Linked DNA regions of Homo sapiens: regions 2, 3, 4 and 5 are each linked to region 1. A link is a loop called in an ENCODE intact Hi-C map of the cell type or tissue named here. Cell type or tissue: A673. All regions are shown on one strand. Region 1 overlaps LOC105373592 (a long non-coding RNA gene). Region 2 overlaps LINC01823 (long intergenic non-protein coding RNA 1823). Region 3 overlaps LOC105373592 (a long non-coding RNA gene). Region 4 overlaps LOC105373592 (a long non-coding RNA gene). Region 5 has its middle 620 kb from the start of LINC01826.

The links. Peaks named below come from ENCODE experiments on the same cell type or tissue, not always from the same donor. Only the 100,000 strongest peaks of a DNase experiment are listed, where the experiment ranks them.
Region 2: it touches region 1 in a loop (7-fold over the local background); 24 of 110 quality-filtered maps call a loop at or near these places.
Region 3: it touches region 1 in a loop (8-fold over the local background); 8 of 110 quality-filtered maps call a loop at or near these places.
Region 4: it touches region 1 in a loop (4-fold over the local background); 14 of 110 quality-filtered maps call a loop at or near these places.
Region 5: a loop joins it to region 1, with 3.0 times the contacts of the local background. A loop is called at or near these places in 26 of 110 quality-filtered maps.

Annotation. Positions count from the first base shown.
Region 1 is chr2:121,972,231-121,977,230 of GRCh38, forward strand. All of the region lies in intron 2 of LOC105373592 (a long non-coding RNA gene), which reads left to right. Among named protein-coding and RNA genes, the nearest start is that of LINC01823, 180 kb to the left of the region's middle. RefSeq lists an enhancer at 3,827-4,334. In A673, a CTCF peak has its summit at 3,014 (motif pointing right); DNase peaks (open chromatin) are centred at 2,991 and 4,951; H3K27ac peaks cover 3,143 bases.
Region 2 is chr2:121,809,284-121,814,283 of GRCh38, forward strand. It overlaps LINC01823 (long intergenic non-protein coding RNA 1823), which reads left to right. Exons shown (of 5, transcript NR_183364.1): 5 at 346-675. Among named protein-coding and RNA genes, the nearest start is that of LINC01823, 21 kb to the left of the region's middle. RefSeq lists enhancers at 2,082-2,583, 4,344-4,912. In A673, a CTCF peak has its summit at 2,138 (motif pointing right); a DNase peak (open chromatin) is centred at 2,188.
Region 3 is chr2:122,191,151-122,196,150 of GRCh38, forward strand. All of the region lies in intron 2 of LOC105373592 (a long non-coding RNA gene), which reads left to right. Among named protein-coding and RNA genes, the nearest start is that of LINC01823, 400 kb to the left of the region's middle. RefSeq lists a silencer at 1,309-1,509. In A673, a CTCF peak has its summit at 367; DNase peaks (open chromatin) are centred at 381, 2,641 and 3,641; H3K27ac peaks cover 3,553 bases.
Region 4 is chr2:122,133,304-122,138,303 of GRCh38, forward strand. All of the region lies in intron 2 of LOC105373592 (a long non-coding RNA gene), which reads left to right. Among named protein-coding and RNA genes, the nearest start is that of LINC01823, 350 kb to the left of the region's middle. RefSeq lists a silencer at 2,933-3,042. In A673, a CTCF peak has its summit at 2,967; a DNase peak (open chromatin) is centred at 2,948.
Region 5 is chr2:122,449,091-122,454,090 of GRCh38, forward strand. No RefSeq gene overlaps it. Among named protein-coding and RNA genes, the nearest start is that of LINC01826, 620 kb to the right of the region's middle. In A673, a CTCF peak has its summit at 2,180 (motif pointing left); a DNase peak (open chromatin) is centred at 2,141.

The DNA.
Region 1 (5,000 bases):
AAGCAGGCAGGAAGGTTAAGTTTGGCAACTTAATCAGATTAGCCTCCAGTTTCAGTGGCATCCCTCCTTTGAGCACAAATTGTTTGTGCTGGAGTCCTTTGTTTCTTGTCTTTTGTCCCAAGTGCACAGCGGCTTACCTTTTTCATCTTTGCATGTCCCGTGCAGAGCATAGGGCAGGATGCAAAATAGGGCATGTGTCCTATAAGAGCCATGTAGCTCCATTATGCTTGTGCGAAATCCCCTATTAGCTCACTTTTCCTTCCCACCAGTCGCCTTTCCCCACGCTTCAGAATGAATGATAGGTAACTGCAATCTTGGGGGCCCCTTAGTGGTCTTTATATCAAAATATGTTTTTTTTAAAGAATTTTTAAAAACGATTTTAAAAACATCAAAGAAAGACTTGTGAAAGGCAGTCTTTATTACTACTGTTTGTCTTTCTCTAGTGCAGGGCTTCTGAAATCTCACCCAGGGAATATGTGAGAAATAGCTATGGGGCTGTACCCCAGACATTCCCTTGAGTGGGTGTGAGGTGAGGGCCTGGGGCCCCTGTGGTGCAGCCAGTCCTCAAAGAGAGATGAGGTTGCAGGAGCCCGAGGGAAAATGAACTATAGAGGGATCTTTGTGCTCCTTCCATTTAGAGATCAGGATGGGGGCCAAACTGGTGTCTGCCTTCCTTCTCTCTCTACTTTCCTTTTTCTGCCCCTCTCCCAGTGATGACTTTCATTATCCTCAGTAGCTCAGGGCTGAGAAATTCTAATCAGAAATGCATCCACTGTAGCCTGCAGCTTCCTAATTCTATCCAGCCTCCATGAATACAATCTGTGGTGATTATGTTTGATGAATTGCTGATACCTTTGTGATCCTGGATGTGGCATCCCCTGTGGGAGTTGAGCCTATCCCCCGGCTCTCGGCCTCCAGGCATTGGGCTCTGGGAAAGTTGTGGCTCCCAGCCAGCAGCTGCATCTCACCTGGGGCTTCTGGAGGAACTGCTCAGAGCTTCAAGGACCCTGTGGTCAGGCTCCTCTTTATACTGCTACTTCAAAGTGACAGAATACTGGCTGGCCACTGTGCCTTTCTGAAAAGGGGTGTAAAAAGAGGATAAGCTCCTTAGATTTTCCTGTGACCTTCCTCAAACCCATCACTGGCACTTCCAGGGAAAATGGATGATTTTAATGATAAAATATGCACAGGAAGGCATGGTAAAAAGCCAGCCTGCTGGAATAGAAAGTCATTGTTTTCCTGGACTCCAGTCAACTTGTAGGGGTCAGAAACTCTAAGGCTGCAGTGGCCAGAGAGGTAAAATACATGAATGAATTTGAGATATTGGGAAGCAGCAGGGACTGTGGCAAAGTAGCAAGTGTCTAAAGAGCATTCACATTCATCGTCTAAGAAAATACGGTGTTGCATATACAAAAATCAACTCAAGAAGGATTAAAGACTTAAATGTAAAACCCAAAACTATAAAAACCCTGGAAGACAACCTAGGCAATACAATTCAGGACATAGGCACAGGAAAAGATTTCATAATGAAGGCACCAAAAGCAATTGCAACAAAAGCAAAAATTGACAAATGGGAGCTAACTAAACTAAAGAGCTTCTGCATAGCAAAAGAAACTATCAACAGAGTAAACAGACAGCCTAAGGAATGGGAGAAAATTTTTGCAAACTATGCACCTGACAAAGGTCTAATATCAAGCATCTATAAGAAATTTAAACAAATTTGCACCAGGGTCTGCTTTTAGCACTGTATGAATATTAACCTCTTTAAACTTATGAAGTGGGTTTTATGATTATGGTCCCCATTTTACAGGTGAGGAAACTAAGGCTCAGGGAGGTTAAGAACCTTGCTGAGTGTTACCCAGCTGGTAAGGAGAAGATCTAGGATCTACATGCAGACAAATGAGCCCCAGAGCTCTTGTTCTTAACTCTCCATATTACCTCCCTAACTTTTCTGATGTCACACAGCTACTGAATAGTAGATCTGGGATAAAAGCCAGGTGAGTCCCATTCCAGACCCTGAACTGGGAGTCCTAGGTACACTTTGCCACCCCCAAGGGGAAAGACTCGTCAGGTCGAGTGTAAAAAGGTGTCTTTTTAAAATAAGAGATTCAGTTTCGAATGTTTGTTTAATGCAAACTAGGCAGATAGTGCAGCTAAAACCAGAAAGAAATAAGACCAGACCACAGCAAGTAACATGCATAAAAGGAGGAGTGTGTGGCTCTGGGCAAACCAGGAGTTGGGTGGGTACAGGTGGGGCAGGTAGCAGGATCCTACTAGGATTTGGAGCAAAGACAGAGCCATGGCAGTTGGAGTCCACATATGTTCCTTCTGAAAACAGGCATTATTTAGTATGTTGATTATGCACTGTGTTAAAGTAGAGTGTATTAACAGAAACTTCGGCGTACAGCAAGGCCAACAGATCGAATTGCCATTGAAAAGACTGTTTGTTATTCACAGTTCCCAAGAGGAGGGGGCACCCCATGCCAAGGGGCCACACTAGTTTTAGAACTGCCTCACTCTGGAAGGGGAAGTCCCTCCAGGGTAAGCAAGGGCCCCAATGTCAAAGCATCAAGAATATAGAAAACAAAAGACAAGGTCAGTACACCGACCTTGGTCTGACTTCTCTCCAGGGCATAGTATTACTGCCTACTTTGGGCCTTAACCTATTTGCAATTCATTTTTTTCTGGACATTTTGCTGCAAAGGCTGAGCATATCATGAGACTCCTCCCTCATGTGATTCTTGGGCTCAGCATGGGCTGGCTGCATGGTGAAGGGACATGTGACTTTGCTTCACCCATGCCCAGATGCATTACTGTGCACCCCCGGCCTCTCCTGGTGTCTCGGTGCCCAGGGACTGGAGCCGGGCCAAGGGCAGGTCGTCATTCTGTTGTGGGGAACAAGCACTGCCCATTGGAGTCCACACCAAGGCAGGCACCATTCACTCTGTAGGTTTGTGTATTTATTATAATAAGCTTCCAGCAGATGGCAGTAAAGCGTCGTGATCTAACAAAGTCTATTAGGACGATGTTTCTGACAAACAGAAAGTGCCTGTAGGGTGCACTCTGCTCCGAAAGGGTCCACGCCCAGTGGCCCAGCAGTCCGGTCTCAGAGGCCACCGTGCATTATCCCACTCTGCAGGGTCTGCAGCTACACCTCTGTTATCCAGGAAGAGATGGCTTCTCTGCTTAGCCCCAAGGCAACGTTCCCTGCGGTTTTACAGCAGCCTCCCTTTGGACTCTGCTATCTGAGCCCTGGGAGGGAGCACTGAGGTCCTGGAAGGTCACAGGGGGGTGCCACATACTTCAAGGGGAGTGTCACATACTTCAAGGGGAGTGCCACATACTTCAAGGGGGGCAGCACTTGAAGTCTGAGGTCCTGACAGCCAGGGGGAGAGGGAGGACTCTGGAACCTGACAGGCATAGCAGGTATGAGGTGATGGCTTAATGAGTCCTGCACCAGGGAGGGACCAGGCCTCTAATGGATTAGATCCAACTACTTGGACACTTAATGAAAGGGGGGACAAGGAATGCGTGGCCTTGTCCTGTGCTCTTTTCTGCCAGGGGTGTTGCTGACGTGGAGGGGGTGGTGATGGAGCCAGGCCAGAGCCCCCTGGCTCTTGCTGTGCCCCGGCCTAGGGCAGGGCCATTGGTGTTGTAACATCAGGCTCTGGGTCCCTCTTGGGGAGGAGCTGTCTTTGGGAAAAGTCTTGAAACACCACTGAGAAAGAGGGTGCTAGAGGGGTCTCAGGTCACAAAAAGGATGTTAAACTGCTTTTAATGAGACAATGAGGACGATTTGTTTTATATCCTTTGAAAGAGGAGAGGTGAGGAAGGAGGCCGGAGGAAGAGGAGGGAGTAGCAGGCAAGATGGGGAAACCTGGAGTTCCAGCCAGTGCGGGTGCTGTCCGGACAATGGCCTCTGGGCGCGGGTCAGCGAGAGGGAACAGGAATGCCTGACACCTGATTCGGAGTTGACTGGGCTGCATGCTGTGGGAGCCGGCCCCATGGACACCCCTCCCCTCGTCTTCAGTGAAGTTTACTTGCCAAAGTTTCACATGAAAGTTTTGTGTTATGTGCTGTGTGTGTACGTGTGTGTGTGTGTGTGTGTGAGAGAGAGAGAGAGAGAGAACTGGGGAAAGCCTCAGTTCACATCTGGACCAGTTGATGTGGCACAGAATAGAGGAGGCATGAGTGGAAGACAGCCCAGAAGCTGCCTGGGCCGTGCCCCTGGAAGTCCCTCGGGATTCTGCAAAATCCTGGTGAAGGCTCCACACACTGGAATTAGGGATTTTATTCACTTTTACCCAGATGTCGAGAGTTTGGGTTGTTCCAGTAGATATCGGAGTCACACTGATAGCTATGTACGTGGAAGGGCTTTTGGAGGCCCTCCTGATCTGTCAAGGTGTCTGTACACATGCAATGTTCCTGAGCCGAGCAAATATGAAAGATGGTCCACCCCATGCCCCCAACAAAAGTGTCCTATCAGTTAGAAGAGTTTACTGCTATCATTGTCTCTTCAGCCACAATGACACTGAGGAGAAGCATTCAAGTAGATTCAATTCTTTAATAGATACACTTTTTAAGAAATGAATTTTGAATGGCTTTATATTCGCTCATTCATTCACTGACTGATTCCATGTATTAGCACCTAATGTGTGCTGAGAACTGGCCTAGGCACTGGGGAGCCATGGAGAAGGTGGCTGCCCTTAAGCAGATTTCAGGATGTAGGGGTGGGGTTGATCAGAGTAACAAGAATATAGCAGCTCAGGGTCACATTTTTAGCAGCTACTTTTAATTTGCTTGACAATCTAATTTGCTTGACAAACTGTGTCAGGAAAGTCCCTGGGTAGAAATTACTTCGTGCTAGAGAAAATACAGGCCTGTTTTCCAGCACGGGTCTGATGTGCTTATCAAGTTTCTGTTGAGAGCAGGAAGAGAGGCAATAGGATCAGGGTGGGCCCGACCCAAAGTAATCCTTGGAGGAGAGTCTCAGGGCAGTG
Region 2 (5,000 bases), 160 kb before region 1:
CGATCCACCTGCCTCAGCCTCCCAAAGTGCTGGGATTACAGGCGTGAGCACCGCGCCTGGCCGGGTTTCCTCATTTTTTTCAGGCTTGAAATTTGAAGACATTAATAATAACTTCCCAAGATGCATTTTTTTCAAAAGCATAAGAAGGCTCCAGTTTAGAACAAGTGCTGAGATGGACAGTGAGTCAGGGTCAAGTTCTGGGCTGCCTTTGCACCTGGGCTTGTCTTTATCCTAGCTTGTGGTAGCCATTCTCCAAAGATGACCATGCCTCCCAGTATTTCTTCCCTTGTATAGTCCTTTTCCCTTGAATCCAGGCTAGATCTCTGACTTGATTTTGATCCATAGAATGCAACAGAAGAGAGTGCACGGCTTCTGAGGTTGCAGCTTTTGGGAGAAGCCATCTACCATTGATGACAGACATGCCGTGTGGAAACCAAACCAGCCATGTGGAGAGGCTACCTGGACAGAGGCACAGGGCCAGCAGCAGCTGTGGAGACAGACATGTGAGCAAAGAAATCATCTTTGATGTACAGCCAAGTTGAGCCTTCAGATGACTCCGATTTCAGCCACCTTTGGACTGCAACCACATGAAAGACTCTAAATAGAAGCCTCCCAGCTGATCCCGGTTAACCCACAGTGCTGAAGGGGATAATAATAAATTGTTGTTTTAAGCCACTAAGTTTTGTGGGCCTTTGTTGCATAGCAATAGATTATCCAAACTATTTTTTTTATTGCAAGGTATTCTAGGTGTCTGCTGAGCTCAGGAAACTGGGAACTCCTTCAAGGCAGGGCCTGCATTTTAGCATTTTTGTTATTGTGAGAGCTAAATCCTTCGGCATGGAGAGGCAAACCTGGAATATTCAAACAGTACTTTGTTAGAAGTCTTGGGATAACATAAGAAGCAAATACAGAGAAGTGTATGAAATGCTAATCTGTCTACAAAATGTATCTTATTCATTTTCTGCTGTGGTCCACCATGGGATGCTTCTATTCCAGGCACTTGACCAGCTTCTAGGTGACAGAGGTCATTTTTTTCTTTACATACTTTTGAAAAAGTAAATACACTGATTTAAAATAAATTGGTTTAAAATGGAAAGATACAAAAGTCTCCCTCTCATCCCCATCCACAGCCATCTGATTCCCTCCAAAGGGCTCCAATAATGCCAGTTTCTTGTGTACTGTCCTGGAAATATTTGATCACCTATATAAGCATTTTATATGTGCATATGCTATACATCTATCTGCACATATATGGAATAAATATGCTTATGTATGCTAGCATACTATGTGCACTTTTTTCATATAATAATATATCTTGGAGATCTTCCCATATTGTTCTTTTTTATGGCTACCTAGTATTCTGTTGTTTCATTGTACCACAATGTATTTAATATCCTCTTGTTGAGAGACATTTAGAATATCATCAATATTTTGCTATTAAAAACAACACTGCTATGAATACCATGTGTTATAATATTACAAGTTATACCAGTACCATTTTGCACGTGTGTATTCCTCTGGAGAGTGTATTCCTAAGACTGGCGTTGTTGGGTCCGGCTGTCTGAATTCATGGTTCTCATGGGAGATGGGGCCTTTTCTGGAGAAACTCCATCTGGCCACTAAAATGCCCAGAGACAATACATACACTTAGGGATGCTTGCAGCCACAGCAGGATCTGTTAGCCTCGAGATTCTGATTTCCTCCCCAACAGCCCAAGGCAGGGAGTGCCGGATGGTGAGTTTGTGTGAAGGGCTAGAGAGTGAGGGGCCTCGGAGGGGACTGGCCTGGAAAGATAGAGCATTACACTCTTCTTTAGTGGGGGAACCAGGGAGTTATTTTCCCGTGTACAGCTGAGTTTATCCGGGTACTAGGGTAGCACAAGGACTGACCTACTTGCTGAATCTTACCCATCAAGAAACTTTCCAAAGTTTTCAAGAAGAATAGGCCAGGCTCTGGCCCTGCCTCCTGGCTATTGAAAGTTTAAAAGTATCTTTTCACTCGTGAGTGATCTCCAGCTTAGATTTTTGACCGAATTAGACTGGCCTTTCCCCTAAACTAGAAGCAAAGAAAGAGGCTTTGTAGCGCTGAAGGCCAGCAGGCATTACTTTAGCTCTGTTAGTTGAAGTTCTCGAAAATAGCCAAAAGATGGCACTAGACACGAATGATTCCACCTGGCTTCGAGGCCACCACTGCTTTCAGGGACGCCGCCAAAGCCAGAGCCTGCTTGAGCTTCCTGCCTTTTCCTGAGCTTCTGAAGCACATAATCCTTACTAGAACATGATGTTAATGAGGATGCCAAAAACAGGAAAGGAAGCAGAATGAAAGCAAGCCAACAAACAGAACAATGCCGAGCGAAGAAACAAAATGGTTTTGCTCGTGTGTCAGAGGATGGGCGGGCTCCCACAGCAATGAGAGACCTTTAGGGCAGCTTGCTTGCTCTGCCCCCAGCTCCATCCAGAAGGGTCTTATTCAGGCACTGTGGGTGTAGGCTAGATGGTGGTGGCTTAAGTTTTCATTCTGCATCTCCTAAGAAAGACCTTGCAAAGTCCCAAGCCTTGGAGGCATCTTTGTTAGGGCTACCCTTACACCCTTTGTGGGTCTGGCCTTGGGACCATGGCCTTGGCCTGTCTGCTGCATCCTACATCCCATCTGTCCAGCCATGTGCAGCCCTCACACAGCCCCAGGGCTCCTCTCCCATCTTCTCGAGGGGCCTTCTGCCACCAGGCAGAGTCTGGTCATTCCAGGGTAATTCCCCACAAGAGTCAGGGCTGGGGACCCTCTGGTGTACTGGACTCCACAGCCCCTGGGCATGAAGGTGACAGTGGTGGGGTCAGCACTGATGTAACTGTCATAGCATTGGCACTTCGTAAGTACCTAACGAATAAACCAAACAGCAAACAAAACTCCTTTGTCTGGATGGGACAAAGGAGTTTCAGAAAGTTACAGGGAGGGCTGGTGTTGTGAGGAGAAACTCAGGCCATTGCCTTTATTCCCTCCTGACCACCAGGGCTGATATGGTTTGGCCGTGTCCCCACCCAAATCTCAGCTTGAATTGTATCTCCCAGAATTCTCATGTGTTGTGGGAGGGACCCAGAGGGGGAAGTAATTGAATCATGGGAGCTGGTCTTTCCCATGCCATTCTTGTGACAGTGAATAAGTCTCATGAGATCTGATGGGTTTATCAGGGGTTTCTGCTTTTGCTTCTTCCTCATTTTTCTCTTGTTGCCGCCATGTAAGAAGTGCCTTTCGCCTCTCGCCATGATTCTGAGGCCTCCCCAGCCATGTGGAACTGTAAATCCAATTAAACATCTTTTTCTTCCCAGTCTTGGGTATGTCTTTATCAGCAGCATGAAAATGGACTAATACAATAAATTGGTACCAGTTGAGTGGGGCGTTGCTGAAAAGATACCTGAAAATGTGAAAGTCACTTTGGAATGGGGTAACAGGCAGAGGTTGGAACAGTTTAGAGGGCTCAGAAGAAGACAGGAAAATGTGAGAAAGTTTGAAGCTTCCTAGAGACTTGTTGAATGGCTTTGACAAAGATACTGATAATGATATGGACAATGAAATCCAGGCTGAGGTGGTCTCAAATGTAGATGAGGAACTTTTTGGGAACCGGAGCAAAGGTGACTCTTGTTATGTTTTAGCAAAGAGAATGGCAGCATTTTGACCCTGCCCTAGAGATTTGTTCAAAGAACTTGAGAGAGATGATTTAAGGTATCTGACAGAAGAAATTTCTAAGCAGCAAAGCATTCGAGATGTGAATTGGGTGCTGTTAAAAGCATTCTGTTTTAAAAGGGAAACAGAGCACAAATGTTCAGAAAATTTGCAGCCTGATGATGCAGTAGAAAAGAAAAACCCATTTTTTGAGGAGAAATTCAAGCTGGCTACAGAAATTTGCATAAGTAACAAGGAGCTGTATGTTAATCCCTAAGACAATGGGGAAAATGTCTCCAGGGCAGCCCCTGCCGTCACAGACCCGGAAGCCTAGGAAGAAAACATGGTTTCATGTGCTGGGCCCAGGGTCCCCATGCTGTGTGCAGTGGAGGGACTTGGTGCCCTGCATCCCAGCTGCTCCAGCTATTGCTAAAAGGGGCCAAGGTACAGCTCGGCCCATGGTTTCAGAGGGTGCAAGCCCCAAACCTTGGCAGCTTCCACTTGGTATTGAGCCTGTGGGTGCACAGAAGTCAAGAATTGAGGTTTGGGAACCTCCACCTAGATTTCAGCAGATGTATGGAAATGCCTGGATGCCCAGGCAAAAGTTTGCTGCAGGAGCAGGGCCTTCATGGAGAACCTCTGCTAGGGCAATGGGGAAGGGAAATGTGGGGTCAGAGGCCCCAGACAGAGTCCCTACTGGGGCACTGCCTGGTGGAGCTGTGAGAAGACGGCCACCATCCTCCAGATCCCAGAATGGTTGATCCACCGACAGCTTGCACCGTGTGCCTGGAAAAGCCGCAGACACTCAATGCCAGCCTGTGAAAGCAGCCGGGAGGGGGGATATACCCTGCTAAGCCGCAGGGGTTGAGCTGTCCAAGACTATGGGAGCCCACCTTTTGCATAAGCGTGACCTGGATGTGAGACCTGGAGTCAAAGGAGATCATTTTGGAGCTTTAAAATCTGACTGCACCTGCTGGGTTTTGGAATTGCATGGGGCCTGTAACCCCTTTGTTTTGGTCAATTTCTCTCACTTGGAACAGCTGTATTTACCCAGTACCTGTACCCCCATTGTTTCTAAGAAGTAACTAGCTTGCTTTTGATTTTACAGGCTCATAGGTGGAAGAGACTTGCCCTGTCTCAGATGAGACTTTGGACCATGCACTTTTGGGTTAACGCTGAAATGAGTTAAGACTTTGGGGGACTTTTGGGAAGGCACGATTGGTTTTGAAATGTGAGAACATAAGATTTAGAGGGGCCGGGGTGGAATGATATGGCTTGGCTACGTCCTCACCCAAATCTCAACTTGAATTGTATCTCCCAGAATTCCCATGTGTTGTGGGAGG
Region 3 (5,000 bases), 220 kb after region 1:
TCTGACTCAGTAGGTCTGGAATTGGGCCAGATAATTTTCTAAGCCATACTAATCTCACTGGTTCGAGGATTGCACTTTGAGAATCCCTGGGCCTGTGGATAATTATAATAAAACCCAGTGACATTTCTTTTAGGCCCCCAGTTTACTGTTAGAGGTTTAGGGTTTTACACCGTTAAAAGGAAAACTACATCAGCTTTATTAACCCGGGCAAGTTCCAGAAACCACAAAGCAAAGCTCAGGGCCACCCTAGATTAGAGAATATAGTCTAGGGTTGAGCAAAGTGTAGCTCCCACATCCCATCTGAATCTGGCCTTTCAGTAAATGGGGTGGGACCGAGCTGGGATTTGGATGCAGGCAGAGACCGTGAGTTTAACCACTAGGCGGTGTTGTCTAATAGCGAGTGCTAATCTGGTTGTGGAGTCCAGACTCTCTGTGAGCCATGCCAGGCACCCAGAGGCAGAATTGCAGAACCCTAAAGGCAGGTTCCTGTCTCACCCTCCACATTTATCCTCAGAGTGGCCCTTCTAGTGCTTCCTCCTGCCAGGTATGCATGCATCTGGGCTTACCTTCTACATGTGCACCTGACCGTCACCCTGCTCTTCCCCTGGGCCTGCAGCTGGGAGAGGAGGTGGACTACCCCTTCCTTTTATCTGATCTTCTTGCCCATCGGCTGGTTGGATCAGTATCCTTGGGGTCTGCAGAGCAAACACAGCTGCCTCTCTCCTCCCATGTCTCTCTGGCTCGGACACTTACTGGTCACACATCTTTTGCTGTCAGGTGACATGATGGAGTTCAACCTTGATTTCCTCATCTGTGAAATGGGAATAATAATAATGCCATCTGCTGAAGGTGCTGTGAGAACTAAATCAGTAACTGTGTGTGAAGCCCTTAGACAAATGCCCAACAAGGAGTACATTTGGGAAAAGGCCCATGTCTTTATGATTACTCTTCTAATGGAGAAGAGCAAATTGAGGTGAGGAGAGAGAGTGCTTCCCCACATGGGAAGAGGGGCCAGAAACTGCCTTCTTTATGGATAAGATTGTGAGTTGAGGGCAAAGTCCCCTCCTTCCCATCAATGTTAGCATGGTAGTGATTATTAGGTCTAAATAACATATTTATTGGCACCTACAACAGCATCTCTTATATATACACACTCAGTGAACACACATGGTTATGATAAATGAGATATTCAAAGTGTCTTCACATCTACTGTCACATCAGATCCTCGTGGCAAGCCTGGCTGATGTGTTGGGTGGATATTATGAGGCCGTTTTCTTGTGCAACTTGTAAATGAACCCATGTCGGAAAAAAGAAGGAGAATCCTTCATCTATTGTCTACTACACAGCATTCACCATGCTAGCTGTGGCTTTTTAATTATCGCAATACCACCATTAGGTGGATACTGCTGTTCTCATGTTACAGCAGATGCAATGACATCTCAAAGAGGTTAAGTGACTTGCCTATAGTCACATAGCTGATAAGTGATGGGGTCAGAGTTTGAACCCAGCCCCATTGCCTGTATAGCCAAGGCTGTTCCCCAAGCAGGTGTTGCCCTGTAGGACAGTAGCAACCAATGAGGTCTGCAAATGATAGTGACAATTTTATCCTTGGAGTAAGTGCACCACTTTCTCATGTTACCTTTATGAGTGGAATAGCCCTCAATTTAATGGTTTCTGGTTGGGATCTCAAAAAGTCTTTCACATGATTTTGGGTCTGGCCTCATACATATACTTGAAAGTCTCTGTTATGGGCAAACATCTGGAGACATAAAATGATGCTCGATTTACTTAAAAATTACTGAGCCGGCTACTGGCAGCTGTAGACTTGAACTCAGTCTCCCTGAGGCTGGACCAGGCACTCTTTGGGCCACACTGTCGTATAGGAAGTAGTCAGGGTGTTCTGTTCTTTCCTGCATTCCCAGATTCAGGGTGGGTGCAGCGTTTGGATGCACTGGTAATATTTTCATGCTGTTTCTGCTAAAGGTCAAATTGACAATGCTGCTCTGGCCATTTCTGGAGTCTCTGGTGAGTTATTTATGCTTTCATTAGCATGTCAATGTACACAGCACACATACCATTTACACACGCAGAGATGAGATCTATGCATTTGAAGAATGTTTATGGCCATAGCCTCTCTGTTATTTTACAAAAAACTCCAGGAAATATGGTGTTTTTCTCAGAATGCCAATATAAAAGTTGATATAAAGATTGGTGATGTGTAAGCTTTGACATTACATAAATATATGTAGGCGTTGTAAAAGTTAACAACCGTTTTATTTATAATTATACTGCAGATTGATATTTTTATATCCATATTGTCGATGGTAACCTTTCTATCTTCACTTCAGTCTGGGCCCAAGAATGTTTATATTAGACTTTTATGTCTGTGTTTCCTTCTGTAACATCAGGGCACATGCTGGCTTTCTTCAGTCACAGGAGTATTAGTGTCACCCATCCATCCTCCCAGGAAAAAAATTCTTGTCCCATTGGTCTCGTAATTCATGGTATTATGGTGCACAGTTTGATATCCCTTCATTGCCATGTAACTACAAACTGTGCTTTCTCCTTCCCCTACATTCTCATCATAATATTTCTGGATTGCCACATCTGTCTTGCAAGATAGAAAAGTTATATTTGGTTGAAATTTGAGCCACTGGATTGAGAAACGCTTGTTATCTGACTCCTCCAGGTTTACAAGAATGTGGATCCAAACTCTCCTTCTTGCATACGGATGAGGAAGATAGCACGTTTTTATCCTCCGCTTAGCTCTGCTCTAAGGGGGAAAAATGCCCTGTCTTAAATATTTGATCCTCTTTACAAAAGATTCCCTACTGAACAGACAGCTATAGTATTTTTAACTGGCGAAAACCACTCTGGTGTCACTTTTAAAGTAGAAAAGGAAAAGCAATATTCACACAATATGGAGAACTATTGACCCCAGAATAGTGCCATTTTCTTTCTTGATGGGTTCAAATTAAGCAAAACCTAGACATTTTGCTCCACGTAGAGGCATCTCAGTGCAGGCCAGCTTGTAGATTCTGCACCAGGCTCTGCAGGTTACTAGCGATATAACCTCCCTGAGCCTCAGGTTCCTTGTCAGTCAAAGATAGCATTGAAAGTCACTCCCAGTCTAGCCCATAAGATCATGCATGCCAAAATTTGGTACAGGTGCAATGCATGCTTGTTTTTTCACAAAAAAGGGGATCAACTGACTGATATTTATTTGACTAAATTCAATCACTTGGTCACTCATTCAACACATTTAATTTGTGAAACTAAGACTTAAAGCTCTGTCTAAACAATGCTGTCAGATGCAAGCACGTGGTAAACCCATGCTGGTTGTGGTGGGTGCAATGTTTCTGATGTGTGGGCTTAATTTTCATGCCACACCTTGAACTAGCCAAAGGTTTTCCGTTAGAGAGGTTGGGTGGGCCTTCTGGGACATGGAGATATTCCACCATCTCCTGACTTGAATGAGAACAATGGAGCCCTGGAGGGGGTGTCTGACTCAGAGGTCCTCTTTGTTTTTCTCCCACCTGCACTTCTTACGGTAGTGTTAGTGCTGGGGGAAATAACCACTCTTTCAGGACACAGGCACACACATTTACTTGAGCTAACTATGAGTCAGGCACTTTGTATACACTCATGAATATTTCATGGTATTTTCTCCACATGTCAGATAATCATCAGGGATTAGAACCATGACAGAGAGCAGGGCAAAGTCCCTGACCCAAGGAACTTGCAGGGTAGTGGCATCTCCTGACAAGCCCTCCAGGAAGTATTAATATCTCTATTTTCCCAACGAGAAGAATGAGGTTTGGATTTGTAAAGGGGCCTAGCCTAATACTGATGTCACCTGGAAAGTGTGTGGAAGAACCAGACTCTAGTCCCAAAGTCCCTCCACTTTCCCCTATATTCTGCTCCTTTCCCAACCTGTGCTGGGCTGGTGCTGAGTCAAACAGCTTGTGATAACCATTCAAGTGATAACCAAACCAACAAGCAAAGTGGTGGGATGCCTCTGAGCCCAAGGGGACACCACTAGAAGAGTGAGCTAGTGACCAGATGCTAGCTGTGGGCTGGAGGGAGTGAAGGCCAGGTAACCGTTGTGGTCCTGGAAGAAGGTGGTGCAGGTGGACTGTCCTCGATGTGGCCACAGATGACATAGGCATTAATTATTTCTTGCATTTAACCTCAGTGCATAAGGGTGGGGTCCAAGTGTTTGGGTGAGAGTTCAACCAAGGAGGTAGGGCTCACCCACTGAAAGTCATCCAGGTCTTTCATTCATGGGCCATCTGATGAAAGAAGTGAGACATGTTTTTAAAAAATTGTTTATATTGCAGCAAGCATTTGAGCTGTCTGAAGGAAATGATTGGTCTGACTTCTATCTACTTCTCTGCATCATTGTTTGCCAAACATCTACATTCGTACCCTGGGGCAGCCATTGATAATCATTCCAAAATCTTGCCCTGTTTTATGCGTCTTGGCTTATAGACTTGCACCTTTTACTTTGGTCTGCATCTGTGACGGTTAATTTTATGTGTCAACTTGACTGGGCTGGAGGATGCCCAGATATTTTGTTAAAGATTATTCTGGGTTTGTATGTGAAAGTGTTTCTGGATGAGATTAGCATTTGAATGGGTGGGCTCAGTAAAGTAGATTGCTCTCTCCAACATGGGTGAGCATCATACAATTCCTTGGGGGCCTGAATAGAGCAAAAGGTGTAGGAAAGAGGAATTTGCTTCTTTTTATTCTGCCTCATTGCTTGAACAATGAAATGGTCTGAATATTTTCTCTCCCAAATTCATATGCCAAAACCCTAAATCCCAATGTGGTAGTATTTGGAGGTAGGGCCTTTGGGAGGTAGTTATATCATGAGATTGAAGTCCTTATAGATGAAATTAGTGCCCTTATAAGAAGGAGCCAGGTTGGGTGCAGTGGCTCACACCTGTAATCCCAGCACTTTGGGAGGCTGAGGTGGGCAGATCACAAGGTCAGGAGTT
Region 4 (5,000 bases), 160 kb after region 1:
CATAGGAGACCATAGGTTTGGGGGATAAGGTTGCTGACAGCAGGAACACATTTTCCACTTTTATTTGCATGTGGGTTACACAGTCTCCTTCTGGCTACTTGCCTCATTCATTTATTCTACTAATATTTGTTGGGTACCTACTGTGCATCAGGCAATGTCCTGGATACGGAAGACAGGAAAACAATCTGTCCTCAGGGAGGTCTCATACCACCAGGAAGACAAACGAATAAGTCCAGGAAGTGATTGTATAAAGTTCTGGGGAAAAATGAAGAAGATTGAAGGCCCAGAGTGTCCAAGTCGGGGCTGAGGTGGCCGTGGTGGCTATCTTAGATAGGATGGCTGAGTGAAGCAGCATCTGAGTGAAGGGAGAGTCTTTCTAGGCAGGGGAATAACAAGGACAAAGGCCTTGAGGGGCAAATAAGCTTATTATGTTCCAGAAACAGTAAGAAGGGAAGAGATTAGTGAGTGATGAGCCCAGAGAGCCCTGTTGGGGCCAGGTCCCGTGGCCTCGCCGGTCATAGGAGAAAGCCTGCCTGGTTTATTTCACTTAGCATAGTATCCTCCAGGTTCATTCATATTGTTGAAAATGACAGGATTTCCTTTTTTCAAAATATTGATTAGTATTCCATTGTGTATACATACCATGATTTCTTTTTTTTCTTTTTTTTTGAGACAAAGTCTTGCCCTGTTGCCAGGCTGGAGTACAATGGTGCGATCTTGGCTCACTGCAACCTCTGCCCCCCAGGTTCAAGCAATTCTCTTGTCTCAGCCTTCTGAGTAGCTTGGATTACAGGCATGCTCCACCACGCCTGGCTAATTTTTTGTATCTGTAGTACAGATGGGGTTTCACCATGTTGGCCAGGCTGGTCTTGAACTCCTGACCTCATGATCCTCCCACCTCAGCCTCCCAAAGTGCTGGGATTACAGGCGTGAGCCACTGCGACTGGCCCCATGATTTCATTATCATTCATCCACTGATGGACACTTAGGTTGGTTCCATGTCTTGGTTATTGTGAATAGTGCTAAAATGAGCATGTGAGTATATGAACATGTTGGACAGTATATCTCTTCGACATACCGGTTTTATTTCCTTTGGGCATACACCCAGAGGTAGAATCGCTGGATCATATCATAGTTTTGTTTTTAATTTTTTTGAGGAACATCCGTACTATTTTCCGTAATGGCCATACTAATTTACTTTCCCAACAACAGGGTACAAGGGTTCCCTTTTTCCACATCCCGAACAATACATCTTTTGTGTGTGACTAATATTTATTGATTGTCTAGGTACTAAGCATTCTTCTTCTAGGCATGTAGATGTAGCAATGGATAAGATAAGTCTTTGCCTTCCTAGAGTTTACATTTTGGTGGGGGTAGACAGATGACAGGTAAGTAAGCAAATAAAATATAATATAAAGTCAGGTAGTTGTAAGTGCTATGAATAAAAATAAAGTAGAATAAGGAAATACAGTACAGTGGCGATGCAGTTTTGGGTGGGGTGGTCTAGGAAGGCCTTCTGAAGGGGTGGCTTTGGTCGTATAACTGAATGAATTGAAGAAGAGAGTTGTGTGAAGGTCTGTGGTAGGACTAGTCGAAAGGGACTGCAGTGCAAAGGCCCTGAGGCAGGAGTGAAATGGCATCCCTAGGGAGCCAGCAAGGAGGTCATAGTGGCTGGAGCTGAGTGGGAGCTGCTGGAGGGCCTGCAGGCCTTGGCAAGGAGTTGAGCTTTCATTCAGTGGAAGCTGGGGAGCTGACGACTTTGAGTGGAGGAATGACATGATCTGACTTAGGTTCTCAAAGGAGCAATCTCACTGCTGTGTGGATAGTGGATTGTAGGGGTTGGTAGAGTGGAAGTGAGGAGACTGCTGAGAAAGCCTGTGTAGCAGGGGAGAGGTGGGGCTGGCTTAGGATGGTGGCAGAGGATGGGAGTGGTCAGATCCTGGGTGCATTCTGAGCCACAAGATTTACTGATGGTTTGACTGTGGGATGAGAGAGAGATAGTCAAGGGTACCTGTAAGAGTTCTGGACTGAGTAATCAGTCAACTGCGATGAGAGGGAAATAGGGCCAGGAACAGATGGGGCGTGGTGGAGCTGGGCAGGGGGCTCAAGGTAAACCCTTGGGAACCACACATTTAGATGGAATTTAAAGCCACGGGACTGGACGAGCTCATGGAGGAAAAGAGTTAGCTATGGAGAAGATAAGGTTGCCGCATGTGCTGGGCGTGACGCTCTGCTTCTCTCCGTTTTTTTGTTTTAACATGAGGGAAATAACTGATATAAAATTCCTTCTCTAGTGGAGCTAACTTGTCACATGGCAAAACCTCTTTCCCCCATCAAAAAGGGTAAGGTGCCTTTGTTATCTCCACACACCAGATGCAGGCACTGAAAGGGCTGTGTGTGGCTCATGTGCTTATCAGCAGCTTTTCTTACATAAAGCCCCTCACACTTGTCTTTTTGTCCTTTCTCTTCCCCTTTTGCCTTGTTAACCTGTGTTGACAAAATATGCAGTGAGGCCAAAATCAAAGCACACAATATTTTTATTCTCCCCGCAAGAATGTTTGCCCCACAGATCTGCTTTTAGAGGAAGATAAAGAAGAAAATACCAGTTTGCTCCTGGCTTGTACCAAAAACCACGTTGCGCATTCTTCCAGCTACACTGGAAGAGTGAGAGGCAGCCCATCAACTTCTCGGAGAGTTCTGTGCTTGAAAGAGTGTTTGTGGTTTGCCTGTTTCTCCAACAGCAGATTTGTAAGGGAAATCTGCTGTTGGAGAATATTCAAAAAGTTTGGTGTGGAAACCAGGTATTACTGGTTTCTTGCCTCCACTCTGGTGCTGGTCACCAACAGATTCTTGTCCCCTTGAAGAAATGGTGCCAGGGACACTCTGGGTGCTTCTCTGGCAGGAAGAACACTTCTACCCTGGGAACCCCAGGACCATGCAGAATCCCCACGCCCTCTAGGGGTCCTAAGTAGCCAGTGCTTCAATGTGCTCCTGGTGGAGGTCCCAAGGTGGCACGAGGAGACCACATGAGTTCTCCTGAAGACCCTTTAGTATTTCCTCCAAGTTTCATTTTCCAGACTCTGGTATTCTCCAAGGCACCAAGGAATGGCATTTTGTTTTGACTGAAGGTAAGATTTATGGCAAATAAGATAAAGATTCTTATCTTAAAGAAAATTCCAGGAGGGCATGCTGGGGTTTATTGGTGAAGTGGGACGGTCAATCTGCACGTCTCTCTCCCAGCTTCCTCATAATGACTTTTCAATGCTTTTTACATCCAGTGGAGACTCTCTCCAAAATGCTTGTTTAAACCCAGGTCACCAGAGGGTGCGTCTGATCTGCACTGTCAGCTGTGGTAGCCATTAACTACCATGTGAAATGTGGCTAGTCAGAATTGAGATGTTTTGTAAGTTCAAAATACACACCAGATTTCAAAGGCTAAGTATGGATACAAAAGTAATATACTTTATTAGTATTTTTGTATATTGATAACATGCTAAATTGATAATATCTGGGAGATGTTAGGTTAAAAATATTGTTAAAGTTAATTTTATCTGTTTCTTTTTATTTTTATGCAAGAAAATTTAAAATTACATCAAGTATAGCTTGTATGCTATTTCTCCCTAGACATTGCGGTGCTAAGGAGCAATAGAGGAAGTCCCCTTGGAGCCACAGGAGACTTGCCATAAGGAATGGTGTTTCCAGAGTGCAAATGTGGCCTGCCACTCCACAGTGTGAAACACTCCAGAGGCCCTGCAGTAAAGCCCAGTCCCAGTAGCACGACTTGCAAGGCCCACTATGAGGCTCTGTGACTCAATTACCTTCTATTAGGCTCCACCTCCCAACACAGTTGCATTGAGGATTACTTTTCCACCACATGAATCTGGGGGAAACATTCAAACCATAGCAGGATGTTTCATAAAAGGGTGCTGTGGTCTGAATGTTTGTGTCCCTGTCTAAATTCATATGCTGAGATCCTAATTCCCAAGGTGACAGTGATGGGAGGCAGGGCCTCTGAGAAGTGATTAGGTCATGAGGGTGGAGCTCTTGTGAATGAGGTTGGAGCTTTTCTAAAAGATGCCTCAGAGAAACCCCTTGCCCTTTCCACCATGTGAGAAAGATGCTGTCTAAGAACCAGGAAGCCAGCCCTCACCAGACGTTAACTCTGCCAGCACCTTGATCTTGGACCTCCCAGAACTGTTAGGAATAAATTTCTGTTGCTTATAAGCCACCCACTCTGAGGTATTTTCTTATAGCAGCCTAAGGAGACTAAGACAGGGGTGAAGCATTTTCTTCTCTTGCAGATTGTCAAAACAACAACGACGGTGACAATGGCAGCACCTGTTGGTTGGTATCCAAGGTGTCATGCCAAGAAATTTCACACTTGACTCTCCTCTTAAAAGGCCATTGTATTAGTTCCTTTTCATACTTCTATAAAGTACTGCCTGAGACTGGGTAATTTATAAAGGAAAGAGGTTTAATTGACTCCCAGATCAGCATCACTGGGGAGGCCTCAGGAATCTTACAATCATGGCAGAAGGTGAAGGGGAAGCAAGGCACCTTCTTTACACGGTGGCAGGAGAAGAAATGCCAAGCGAAGGGGAAAGAGCTCCTTATAAAACCATCAGATCTCATGAGAACTCACTCTCACGAGAACGGCATAGGGGAAACCCCCTCCATGATTCAATTGCCTCCACCTGATCTCTCCCTTGACACGTGGGGATTATGAGGATTACAATTCAAGATGAAATCTGAGTGGGGACACAAAGCCTAACCATATCAGCCTTCTCTGGTTTTTTAAAGTTGTCCATGTGGTCTAACCCTTGAGTCTTCATTCTCTCCTCAATATGAGATAATAGCAACATTCCTCCCTGGTTCTCTGGGAGAGCAGCTAAGGGTCAAGTGCTTTGTTAGGCGAGTGGACTGAAGCTAATCCATGTAGGAACGGAGGAAGGAAGCAATGTTTTTGGGCTTCTTCTATGTACCAGGGACCGACTGACTCT
Region 5 (5,000 bases), 480 kb after region 1:
CTTTTAAACAACCATATCTCTTGAGAACCCACTCACTATCACAAGAACAGCACCAAGCACATGGTGCTAAACCATTCATGAGAAATCCACTTCCATTATCCAACCACCTCCCTCCCATCAGGCCCCACTTCCAACATTGGGGATTACAATTCAACATGACATTTGGTGAAGACATAGATCCAAGCCATATCACATGGCAACTAGACAAGGAAAAGAAGCAAAATACATACATACTGGAAAGGAAGAAATGAAACTATTAAGAGATGTCATGATCTTATACACAGAAAAGGCTAAAGAGAAGAAGGATCAAGATGGCCAACTAAATACAGGTACTATGTGCTTCCACCATGGGGAAGAGCCAGAATAGGAAGTAGATACTCAAATTTCAAACATATCTTCTAGGAGAGAATGTTTGGATTCATCACAGAAGAGATGGAAAGCACCAGAAATAAGTAGGAAGAGAGTTTGAGGCAGATTGTCCAGCTAGGAACTTACTGAGAGTTGGGAGAAATGCCTTGATGTGGGGAAACAGTAACAGAGAAATACCCAGACCTCTGAAATGAACTTTAACAAACCTGGCATGGGAGAAACCATCAACCCACTAGGTCCTCGTGCCTGACATATGGAGCTGCCTAGATTTTGCACAGAGACGTTGCTCCAGAAAGGGTTCCTACACAGAATCCCACAGTTATCTGTGTCAGGAGCAGCCTCAGTCAGGAGCCATTTTCAGAACCAAGATGCTGTGGACCTATAGACCATGGCTGCAACCACTGTGCTGCTCCAAGAAGGGAGAGGGGTGAATAGGTGCACCCATACACCCCTGGGTGGGTACTTGCTGTCCTGCTACAAACTACTGTTGAGACTGAGATATAAGTGGATCACACTTCTCCAGAGTCTTACTCATGCTGCTTGCCTGGATGGTGTCCCATCCCCTCTGGTTCCAGACCAAGGCACCATTTTGAGAGCTTAGTGGTGGGCTGAGGCTTGCCTTCGACCTGAGCTCAGGCTGACAAGGTTAAAGCCACCCCCTGACCAAGGACTGACAGGAAATCCAGGCTATCCTATATATATATATATAGTCATACCCAGTGCTCTGAAACAGGCTGCTGTGAGACTGAAACATGATCAGACCACACTCTCCACAGCTTTTTGCTCACACTGCTTGCCTAGGTCATCCTCCACCCTTTCTGTTCCCAGTCCAAAACTTCACCATTGTCTTGATTTTGGGCTGATGCACTCTAGCTGCCACCCAGCCAAAGAGGGACAGGGAAGCCAGGTTCTCCTATGCATACCTAGGACAATACTCAATGCCCTGGTACAGGCTGCTGTGAGGCCAAGATTTCAGTGGACCACACTTCCCAAAGCTTCTTGCCTATTCACTAGAATGGGGCCCCACCCTCCCCAGTCACAAGCCCACAACTGACACCATTTTGATAGTATATAGACAGCATTTGGTGACCTGGTAGCAGCAGCCACAGCAGGTATTTTAGTCTCGAGACAGAAACTGGAGTGCTTGCTCTTGAATGAGGGAATGGTCCCACAGCCAGAATTGAGCAATGAGTGTGGAGAGTACCCAAGCAGTAGGTGCTGCAATTAGGCTCTCTCCCATCACTGAACTAGAGGGGGAAGGTAATCGTGGAAGCTGAAGGCAGCAAGACTTGCAGCTAGGGACAGCTTTGTGACCTAGAACCAGTCTCCACATGTTATTTCTGGGTGCCCCAGCCTGCTCGCTTGCTCAGCTTGGGGACAGTGCTCTGCCAGCTCCAAAGAGTGGAAAGGAGGTGGAGCTCACTTCCCTGGAGATCTAACCCTTGGCACAATCCACCCCTGAATGGGCAGTGCAGCCTGCCAAAGTTCCCTTGGGTCAAAGAAAATGTGAACATGGTGCCAGCTGCTGAAGGTGTCACCACTAAAGCCCAGGAATGGAAGTGGGGGGCAGTCATCTCTCCAGCCTGCCTCCCTCTTTGGTGCACCTTTGTGGACTCAGCTGTGGCTCTTCCCATCTTGGACCAGCGAATGGACTAAAAGAGATCATTTCTTGGGCTTCCGTAGTGCCTCCACCTCACTGAAGATGAATGTGCATGCACTGGGAAAAGGCACGTTTCATGCTTCTCTGTTGCTTCCACTCCTGCCCCTATGCGCTGGTTCCTATTCTTAAGTGCCACCTACTGGACTTCAGCCTGAATTACACCACCAAACAAAATCATATTGCTACAAAAAGTGATGTCTGAGAAAGCCACTGCACAAACCTACCTGCAACCAGAAAACTTGTAAAGACCCTTGATACCCTGAAAGCAGCCAGAGACAAAGCCAACTGACCATACACAACATACACCACAGTTATTACTCCTGAGGGGAAAAACCAATAAAATATCAAGAAGTACCATCCAAAATATAGCAAATTCAAAAAAAAAAATAGTGTTAGCTTTCTCAGATGAGAAGAAGCCAGCAGCATAAGAACTCTGGCAATACAAAAAGCCAGAACATTTCATCAACTCCAAAGGATCTCACTAGCTCCCAAGCAATGGCTCCTAACCAGAATGAAATGTGTAAAATGACAGACACAGTATTCAAATATGAATGGGAAAGAAATTCAATGAGATCCAAGAGAAAGTTAAAATCGATCACAAAGAAGCCAGAAAAATGAACCAAGATTGGAAAGATGACATAGCCATATTAAGAAAGAAACAAACAGAACTTTTGGAATTGAAAAATTCACTACAGAATTTCAAAATACAGTGAGAAGCCTTAAAAACAAACTAGATTAAGCAGAATTTCAGAGCTTAAAATCAGTCCTCTGAATCAACTCAGTCAGCAAAAATAAAGAAAAAATAATTTTAAAAAATGAACAATGGCTTCAAGAAATATGGGATTATGTAAGGTAACCACATGTATGACTTAATGGCATTCCTGGGAGAAGAGAAAAGAAAGTAAGCAACTTGAAAAAAATTTTGAGGATCTAATTTAGAAAAATTTGCCCAATTTTGTTAGACAGGTCAACATGCAGATAAAAGAAATTCAGAGAACTCCTGTGATATACTATATAAGAAGACCATCCCCAAGACACATAGTCATTATACTATCCAGGGTCAATGCCAAAAAAAAAAATTGAAGTCAAACTATTGCTCTTTGCTGATGGTATAATTCTATCCATAGAAAACCCTAACAACTCCACCCAAAGACTGCTGGAACTGAAAAACAAATTCAGTAAAGTTTCAGAATATAAAATTGATATATAACAATTGGTAACATTTCTATACATCAGTAGTGTTCTAGCTGAGAACAAAATCAAGAATACAATCTCAAGAAAATAAAATATCTAGGAATTCATACAACAAAGAGATGAAAGATTTCTACATGAAGAACCACAAAACTGCTGAAAGAAATCATATACAATACAAGCAAATGAAAAAATATTCCATGCTCATCGATTAGAAGAATCAATACAGTTATTATAAAATAATCATACTTTCCAAAGCAATCTATAAACTTAATGCTATCGCTGTCAAAATACCAATGCCATTTTTCACAGAATTAGAAAAAATCTATTTTAAAATTTATTTGGAACCAAAGAAGAGCCCAAATAGTTAAAGAAATCCTAAATAACAACAACAACAAAAAAGAAAGCTGGAGGAATCACATTGGCTGACTTCCAAGTTTATTCTAAAGCTATTAAAATAAGCTCTAAAGCTACTAAAGAAAGCTGGAGGCATCACATTGGCTGACTTCTAAGTTTATTCTAAAGCTACTAAGATAAGCTTCTAAAAGTAAAGTAAGCTACTAAAACTACTAAAGTAAGCTTCTAAAGTAATCAAAATAGCATGATAGCATTACAAACAATATACACATAGATCAATGGAACAGAATAGAGAACCTAGAAATAAACCCACATACCTACAACCATCTGATCTTCAACAAAATCAACAAAAATAAGCACTGGAGAAAGGACTCCCTATTTAACAAATGGTACTGGGATAACTGGTGAACCACAGGCAGAAGAATAAAACTGGAAACTTACATCTCACCATATACAAAAATTAATTCAAGATAGATTAAAGATTTAAATCTAAGATCTCAAACTAAAAATGATAGAAGAAAATCTAGGAAATACCCTTCTAGACATAGACTTTTGCAAACAACTTATGGCTAACTCATCAAAAGCAATGACAACAAAAGCTAAAATTGACAAGTGGGACCAAATTAAACTATAGAGCTTCTTCTGCACAGTGAAAGAAATTAACAACAGAGTAAACAGACAGGTTGCAGAATGGGAGAAAATATCACAAACTGTGCATCTGACAAAAGACTAATGTGTTAGTCTGTTCTTATGCTGCTAATAAAGGCAAACTGGAGACTGGGTAACTTATAAAGGAAAAAGGTTTAATTGACTCATAGTTCCACATGGCTGGGGAGGCCTCACAATCATGGCTGAAGGTGAACAAAGAGCAAAGTCACATTTTACATGGTGGCAGGCAAGATAGCATGTGCAGGGGAATTCCTATATTTATAAAATTATCAGATCTCATGAGACTTATTCACTACCATGAGAACAGTATGGGGGAAATAGCCACCATGTTTCAATTATTTTTACCTGGCCCCACCCTTGATACCTGGCAATTATTACAATTCAAGGTGAGATTTGGGTGGGGACACAGACAAATCATATCAACTAATATCTAGAATCTGTTAGCAAATTAAACAAATCAACAAGTAAAAACTAAAAATCCAGTTAAAAATGGGCAAAGGACATGAACAGACCCTTCTTAAAAGAAGTCACACAAGTGGCCAATAAACATGCAAAAATGTTCAACATGACTAATCATCAGAGAAATGCAAATTAAAACCACAGTGAGAAACTGTCTCACACCATTGAAAATGGCCATTATTAAAAAGTCAATAAAGAATAGATAGTGGAAAGGCTGTGGAGAAAAGAGAACACTTATACACTGATGGTGGGAATACACTATGGGAACAGTTTGGAGATTTCTCAAATAACTTAA